3 separate regions of the Homo sapiens genome follow, and all the other regions are linked to region 2. Evidence: chromatin contacts called from ENCODE Hi-C or POLR2A ChIA-PET data. All regions are on one chromosome and are shown on one strand. The core of a region is the stretch at or near the end of the contact, and the rest is flanking DNA. Distances in the headings are between cores, read along the strand shown.

What was found. Hi-C counts contacts between places; a loop is a spot of excess contacts on that map. ChIA-PET counts read pairs that join two places held with the same protein, here RNA polymerase II (POLR2A). Pooled maps may share reads with other maps.
Region 1: a pooled map shows a loop between it and region 2 (12-fold over the local background). The contact joins two enhancer-like sites. A Hi-C loop is called at or near these places in 1 of 168 maps with a recorded cell type or tissue (naive thymus-derived CD4-positive, alpha-beta T cell), 1 of 37 single-sample maps with no recorded cell type and 9 of 50 pooled maps. POLR2A ChIA-PET finds 5 or more read pairs at or near these places in 2 of 52 experiments (activated CD4-positive, alpha-beta memory T cell and activated naive CD4-positive, alpha-beta T cell).
Region 3: a pooled map shows a loop between it and region 2 (4-fold over the local background). The contact joins two enhancer-like sites. A Hi-C loop is called at or near these places in 8 of 50 pooled maps. POLR2A ChIA-PET finds 5 or more read pairs at or near these places in 2 of 52 experiments (HEK293 and activated CD4-positive, alpha-beta T cell).

Annotation. Positions count from the first base shown.
Region 1 is chr9:19,997,945-20,000,644 of GRCh38, forward strand. It overlaps a transcript of SLC24A2 not described here. Among named protein-coding and RNA genes, the nearest start is that of SLC24A2, 210 kb to the left of the region's middle. RefSeq lists an enhancer at 1,356-2,555. Within about 2 kb of position 1,272, at least 4 of the 41 ENCODE cell types and tissues checked have a DNase peak (open chromatin) inside an H3K27ac peak, as active enhancers do.
Region 2 is chr9:20,313,626-20,316,574 of GRCh38, forward strand. No RefSeq gene overlaps it. Among named protein-coding and RNA genes, the nearest start is that of MIR4473, 96 kb to the right of the region's middle. Within about 2 kb of position 1,511, at least 2 of the 41 ENCODE cell types and tissues checked have a DNase peak (open chromatin) inside an H3K27ac peak, as active enhancers do.
Region 3 is chr9:19,975,192-19,977,891 of GRCh38, forward strand. It overlaps a transcript of SLC24A2 not described here. Among named protein-coding and RNA genes, the nearest start is that of SLC24A2, 190 kb to the left of the region's middle. Within about 2 kb of position 1,305, at least 2 of the 41 ENCODE cell types and tissues checked have a DNase peak (open chromatin) inside an H3K27ac peak, as active enhancers do.

The DNA.
Region 1 (2,700 bases), core at 22-2,521, 320 kb before region 2:
GCCCTCCTAGTTACTATCTCTTAGTTCATACCTGGCATCCTTATATTTTTGGGAAAAAAGCCAATACTATTAAGGATAAGCCATACAATAATAAAAATTATATTAATAATAATGCATCTCTCACTATTTAGCACTTACTCTGTGCCGGAAGCTGTGGTAAGTAATTTACATTCATTGTCTCAATTGGTCTTCACAATGAAACAACAAAATCTGTAATTATCATTTTCTCCATTTTAGAGATGGGAGATTGAGATTTAGACATGGCAGGGCTAGGATTCAAACTCTGGCAGATGAACTCTGAGTGTGCCCCTCTTCAGAAATGGGTCTTCCATTCAGACCCATTCAGGGGTTAACTCAGCCTGAACTCGCCCACACATACCCTGTTTTGAGCTCAACTTCCTTCTGGCAGCAGTACTTCCTGAAGCCTGTCAATGATTCACTTCCGGGTCACCTCTACCCTCTGTGAGCCTTGTGAGACATTTTAAATGCCAGAGCCACATTCATTCATTGTAGCTCCAGCATTTCTTTTCCTAGGGACATGCTATTTTCATTAGGATTAAAACAGCCCCCAGCAATAAATATTAAAAACCTGCCCAGTGAAAAGAGCAGCTTCCTCAGAAGCTTATGAGGATTAGAATTTTTAAGCAGGCCCCGCTTCCTATGACCACCCCTCTTCTCCATCCCTTTGTGTGCTCCCACATGGGTGTGCTTTCAGCATCAATCAGATTTGCTGTTTTGCTCAAATCCGTTCATACTAATTGTCTGCCCATATTGCTGTGTGCTCTGGACAGAATGGTCTGGGAGAAATAGAAACTCACTCCTTCTCCCACCCCTGGGGGGATTCAGATTTTGTGTGCTTGATCTTTGTTGGTGGCAAGATAAAAATGCTTGCTATACATAGCAGCTTTCCTCCTTCATGTTCAACGGCAGCCCTGATGATGGGGGACCTCAGCCATCCTATTTGTTCTAAAGCCACCCACAGAAGAATCAGACCAGCAGAAGCCAGAAATAAGCTAGCTGGGGCTGCAAGTCTCTTTGTGTGTGGTGATATAGCAGAGAGACTTGGGAAAGTCAATTATTTTCAGTATGAGTTTTGGTTCCACTGCTTCATGGTGTAAGATGGGGATCCCCAATTTGTTCATCTGTAAAATGAAGATGCTAATGCCTACCCACTGGGGCTATTGGGAGAATTAAAGACCTATATAAAGTGTTTAGTGCAAGACTTGGAGCAGGGAGCCACGGCTTTGCCTGTCACTCCTTCGCCTCCCTGGCTGGAAGCCTGAGTAGTAGGTGAGGCATTTATTATCCATGTTCATTAACATCCCTGAAGACTTGTGGTTCCTGTATTGAAAACCACACTGAGTGTTCCCAGTTAATTGGGTGTCCTTGGGCCTGAGTTTCTCTACACAAATATATGAGCTTGGGATTTTTAAAAAGTATACAGTAATTATATTCTTGGACAAATGGTACCTTTTCTAGAAAAGCACAGAGAATTCTTTCAGCACTCAGGGCTAGGTAGGAATTGCTTGATGTATGGGTAGCAACTCATAGTAACTAATGATTTACAATAAATACTCCAACAAAGAAAAGTCTGAGTAAACTCTATATTTCATCCTCATGGCAATGAGCTACAAAAGGTTTGCATTTTAAATCAACTGGTGGTTGTACCCCAGAAGGATGTGGTCTAAATAGATTTGTGTGACAGGGTAATTACTCATCACGGAAAGGATCCCAGCTGTCATCATGGTTTCTCACTAAGCAGTCAGTGAGTGAGCAGTTATGGAATTACAGGGCTGACCTCCTGTGTCCTGCCTTACAGTCATCCTGAGCCAGAGTCACAGAGTTTCATCAGGGGGACCCAGGAGGCACAAAGCAGTCAACACCCATGGCTGAGAATCAAAGTCTAGAAGGGGCCTGTTTTCAACCTCTTCATCCGGGTCACTGGTGGCAATTTTGCCAAGTGACTAAAGAGCTAGACTAGGAGTTCCCCAGTTCAGGGTCTTAATGGCCTGAATGTTCAAGACAGTGTGGAGAGGTTCAGAGACTGCAGTCTTTGGGGTTACACAGACCTGTGCTGGAGTCTCAGTCTTTGGGGTTACACAGACCTGTGCTGCTGCTCACTTTGTGATCGATCTGCAACTAAAAAACCACATTTCTCTGATTTACTATTTTTCTAGCTGTAAAATGGAGGTAATAATTCCTACTTTAAAAGATTTTAAACTAGTATGTATGGAAATGGTTGGCACTTAATGAACATTATTATTTCACCTTTTGAAGTACCATTAGGTGCCAGAAACTGTGCTAAGCATATTACATGGACTTTGCTCATAACAGTTCCCTATTTTATGGATAAGGAATTGGAGGAATCTTGCCCAAGTAGCTAGTATGCAGCTAGTTAGTAGCAGAGACAGAATTTGACCTAGGCAGGTTGGATCCAGACTGCCCTATAATCATCAGAGGGTGAAAACATACCTTCAACTGGAGTTTCAGAGACTTTTGTGCCAGTTCTTGATAAACATTGTATAGGTATAAACTCTATCTTCAAAAAGTTTATCCAGTCTCATTGGAGGACAAGGGAGAAACATCAGAACACAAACGGCCCTGAGAATAGACCACCTGGCAACAAACAATAACTGCTGTAGGAGCTCAGTGAAGATCAGGAACTCACGACACATGGATCTCTTCTCCCGCAGTCTCCAT
Region 2 (2,949 bases), core at 261-2,760:
AGACAGACTGGATGTACCAGCTGGTATAACATAAAGCTAGAGTAATTAAAACATCATGGGCCTGATTTAAAAAATAAAATCCAGAAGCAGACTCCAAAACATATGAGAATGTAAAATATGACAGAGGTGGCATTTTGTATCAGTGGTGAAAAACACATAGTTAAGCAAATGGTGTTGAGACAACTAGGTAGCCATTTAGGAAAAAAATAAAGCAGGATTACTAAATTTATCCATCAGACCAAAGTAAATTCCTGATGGGTGTAAGTCACTAGAAAAACACGGAAAAATATTTTATAATCTTAGAAATGGAAAGACCTAAGTATGAGAAAAAAAAAAATCCCAGGAACCATAAAGAATAAAATGTATACAACTCTACAAAAATTAAAAATTGCCTTCAAGAAACACACAAAATTAAGACAGACAATGACAACACACCTGGGATACCATTTGTAATACATGTAAGAAAGGACTCATTCTCTAAATATATACAGTCACCAAAAATCAATTAGAAAAAGGCCAAAAACACAACAGGAAAATGGGCAAAGGACCTGGATGGACATGTCTTTCTCTGTGGCACACACTCCCCCGACACATACACAATCCAAAAGGATTTAAAACACTTAAAATGACATTTAAAAGAAAGCAAATAAACTACATTTCTTATATTGCAAATTATCAAATATCAAATCCTTGAATGGAGCACTATTGGGAGAGTAGAAACAGCTATTCACTTGAATTGTTGCTAGGCTTATAAATTGATTCAGTGCAGAGCAACTGAATACTCATATAAAAATGTATAGCACATGTATTTTTTTTTTTTTTTTTTTTTTTTTGAGATGGAGTCTTTCTCTGTTCACCAAGCTGGAGTACAGTGAAGCGATCTCGGCTCACTGCAAGCTCCGCCTCCCGGGTTCACGCCATTCTCCTGCTTCAGCCTCTGGAGTAGCTGGGACTACAGGCGCCTGCCACCCATTCCCAGCTAATTTTTTATATTTTTAGTAGAGACGGGGTTTCACCGTGTTAACCAGGATGATCTCAATCTCCCGACCTCGTGATCCACCCGCCTGGGCCTTCCAAAGTGCTGGGATCACAGGTGTGAGCCACCGCGCCCAGCCCTAGCACATGCACTCTTTTACCCTGATATTCTACTTTGGAGAATTTATTCTATAGATATGTTGGCACATGTGCATAAAGTTGTAGCCACAGAGATATTCCTGCAGCTTTGCTTATATTAGCAAAAGAGTGGAAGTAACCTCAGTTATCATCAATAAGGTGGTAGTTTCACAGATAATGACATTTCCTTACAATATTTCAGCAGAAGCCATTCAAAGATTTGCTCTCTGTGCTAACCACCACCAAGACACAGTGTTACAATTTTTATAATAATGTGAAAAGTCATCTATCACTTCCAGAAAAACAAAAGGATACACACATTTATGCTTGTATATGTAAGAAACCAGCAACAGTGGTTGCCTTTAGGGGAGGAAGGATGTGGTTGAAACACAGAGATGGGAAGGAGACTTACATATACCTGAACCATGTTCCTGCATCACCTGTTAAAAACCAACTACGTAGCAGAAAGTTGAAGATCATAGTCATTTTACATTGTGGCTTGAGATTAGGACGTGTGTTAATGGGGAAGATGCGGGGGCAGAGATGACAGTGAATAACAAAATCAATCTTGTGGAATTATGAGCATTAGAAAAATGTTCTGAACACTTAGCAACTGGCCTGTTGTAGGTGTCCAGTAAATGTTAGCTATTATTACCCACAGATTACATAACACGAACACACATCATTTAGTGAAGTGGGAGGTTTGATTTGCAGGTTTAACTAGGGTAGAGTGAATTCTCCCATTACTCTTTCTGTTGCACACCCAGATGGTAAGTTCTGGTGAAGGCCACCTGTGAGTCCCTGCAGGCCCTGACTGTGAGGTGAGAGCCAGGGGCTGGCCTAGAGCCACAATTCCTACCCCAGCCTCAGCCCAGAAGGCATCCAACCCAGAACACACCTTTTTTCTTGGGGAATGAACCCTACAATAACCTCTGCCCTTCATATTTTAAAATCTCCCTTTCCATAGGGGTGGGCTCCCAGCAACCATCCTGGTCCTGTGTGCTCCCTCCACCACCATAAACACAATTGATTGGATTAGGTGCGGACACCTGACTCAAGCTGATCCAATCAGATTTTCTTCTTTGGGCAATTTGGAACTTGAACTTGAACCAAGTCAGCCTCTATGCGGCTGGAAATATGAGACATAAATATGGGAGATGTGAATCAGAGCAGCAGCAGAAAACTCCAGTCCTCTAAAAGAAAAAAGAGAAGAATGAGTCACAGAAGGCTTCCAGTTTCTGGCTCTAATCCCCTCCACAGGCACAGTTACATTAGTGCCTTTATATTTTGTAAGATGTTTCTGGGTTCTTAGAATTTATGCCCTTTTTCTTTTTTTTTTTTTTTCGTTTCTTTAAGCCAAGTTGACTGGTTTCTAGGTTGTCAGTTTTTTGTTTTGTTTTGTTTTGCAATTAAAACATCAAAACCTATACAGACACTGAAAACATGGTAAATCTCAACCTCCTATTGATTGTAACAGAAGAATAAAGGTGAGGCCAAAGCAACCGCTATCAAGCTTGAGATCAGCTTCCATACCTCTCCCCAAAGCAAAGCCATGTGCAGGGGAGAGGATGTCTATTACATGTGGGTGACCAGAGTACTTAGGGCAGCACAAAGTGGTAGTGGAGAGGAGGGGAGGGAGAGCTGGATGTAAGAGGCTCCCCCAGATAATCTGCCATGGCTGTTGCATTCGTTTCTGCCTTCATCCATTCGGTGTTGCCATAACAGAATTCCTGAGACTGGGTAATTTATACAAGAAAGAGGTTTATTTAGTTCACAGTTCTGTTAGCGGGAAAGTCCGACAGCATGGCACTGACATCTGCTGAGCTCTGGCGAGGG
Region 3 (2,700 bases), core at 55-2,554, 340 kb before region 2:
CTAAGAGCCTAGCTTAGCTTTTTTGGGCTCCCTTACTTCCTGTTCCATATAAATAATTTCATTTTAACACTCCCTAGACATACTGACTATATATTCTGATGTCCCCTCTTAAATATAATTATTTCCCCAAAGAAACTATGGCAATCTCAAAAAAATCCTCCAGTGTGCCTGAACTCTGCTACATGAATTCTTCCATGTTCATCCCTATACTTCTTGTCCATCTCGTGCAACATGGAATTGAAGGGAAATAATGAGATTTGGAATCAGATGGACCTGTGTCTGAGTTGTGGCTACATTGCCTCTTAGTTTGGTTAAGTTGTGGAACTTCTTTGCACTTCTATTTCCTCATCTGCAAAAGGAAGACAAAAATATTCAACTTACAGGGTTTAGTACAAGGATAGAAAGTGCCAGGCGTATAGTAGGCATCCAAAACAGATGATTCATTTATGTTTATCTTTATTATTATGACACATATCCATTTCTGTGATTGCTTTATCTCTAAATCTGGTTCCAACTTTTCATTTGACTCATTTGGGTTGGAGACTTTTTTTTTTCCATGTTCTGCTTTTGTTTTGTTTTGTGGCTTATCCTGGCTTTAACCCTGTATAGGTGGCCCTCCATATCTGTGGGCCTGCATCCTCAGATTCAACCAACTTCAGATTGAAAATATTTAGAAAAAAAAATAACAATATGACCATAAACATACGTTTTTGTTTGTTTGTTTGTTTTTTTGAGACAGTATCTTGTTCTATCACCCAAATTGGAATGCACTGGTGTGAACATGACCTCCTGGGCTCAAGCGATCCTCCCAAGCAGCTGGAACCACAGGCCCGTGGCACCACACCCAGCTAATTTTTAAATTTTTAACTTTTTGCGGTAACAGAGTCTTGCCATGTTGCCCAGGCTGGTCTTGAACTTTTGGCCTCAAGCCATCTTCCTGCCTCAGCCTCCCAAAGTCCTGGGATTACAGGCATGAGCCACTAAGCCCAGTGCAAGTTAAAAAAAAATACAGTAAAACAATTATTGTTATAGCTTTCATATTGTATTAGGTATTGATATGGTTTGTCTCTGTATCCCCACCCAAATCTCATCTTGAATTGTAATCCCCATGTGTTGGAGGAGGGGCCTGGTGGGAGGTGACTGAATCATGGGGGCAGACATGCCCCTTGCTATTCTTATGATAGTGAATGAGTTCTCATGAGATCTGGTTGTTAGAAATTTTCTGAGTGTAGCACTTCCTGCTTCACTCTCTCTCTTCTGCTCCACTATGGTAGGACATGCTTACTTCCCCTCCACCTTCTACTGTGACTGTAAATTTCCTGAGGCCTCCCAGTCATGTTTCCTGTCAAGACTGCAGAACTATGAGTCAACCAAACCTCTTTTCTTCATAAATTACCTAGACTTAGGTAGTTCTTTATAGCAGTGTGAAAACAGACTAATAATTATAAGTAATCTAGAAATGACTTAACGTATAGAGAAGGATATATGTACATTATATGCAAATAGTCCACCATTTGGTATAAGAAATTTGAGTGTCCACAGATTTTGGTATCTGCAGGGGTCCTGGAACAAATTCCCTGTGGATATCAAGGGACAACTGTACTCTTTCAGGACATGCTCATTGGTTCCAGTATTCTGCTATTTGTCTGTTGATTTCAATACAACTCTGAATGAAAGATGCTCAGATCCCTGAGCCCTAGTCTGGAAGATACAGCAACAATAAATGTTTGTGAAAATGAAAAAAGAAAATAAACATAGTGAACATATTTTAAAAAGTGCAATAAAGATCAGCAAAGTCCAACTACAGTCACAACAAAGGCTGGCCATGTCAGGAAAAAATATATGCAATATGTATTTTTTACACATAAAATAAGTTTTTGTGACATCTTTGAACGTAGATTCAAACAAAACATTTCTATATTTGTGTGTGTGTGTGTGTGTGTGTGTGTGTGTGTGTATGAGAGACAGAGAAAGAGAGAATTATAAATTGCATCAGGCAAAATGGAAATTGGTGATTCTGGATAAAGGGTACATGTTAGCTCCTTGTACTGCTTTAGCTGCTATGTTGTATGTTTGAAATTACATAAAAATAAAAAGCGCTTAAAATGCACAGACATTTCAATGAAATACTCACAACTGAAGTGCGTATTGAATATATTAGAGTGGGTGGCTTGGGATGGTGGGAGTTGAGATAGAGATAAAGGAGAAAAATAATGAAATAAAACCAGAGTGGGGTCTTGAGATAGCTGATTGATGATGGTCGTGGAGCATGAGCTAGAGAGAATGATGGCCTTTTCTCTCTGCAGCAAGGTCAGAAGGGGATGATGAAGAGATAGGTACAAGTTCCTTGTATAGAGAATAGTCTGGACACTCTTCTGAAATATTAACTTGGGCGTGACTTGCTGAATCTTTCCCTTTCCCATGTGTGTCAGGCAAGTAGCTGGACTCTTGATATTTCCTGCTTCAGGGATTTTCATAGGGCAGAAAGCAGGAACAATTTGAAGGCAATTGTATCTCCTGTCTTTTGTAAAAGCCTAAACCAAATGATCTTCAGCTGAGGGGTGCATTTGAAGGTATTTAGAAAGAAGAGGGAGAGACTTCACCTAGAATAAAAAGGTCAGAGAAGGAAGGAGAAATCTAGGGCAGGTGGGCTCTGGACACAGAGCTCCCAGCCCCACAGAATAGTCGTATGCCCTAATT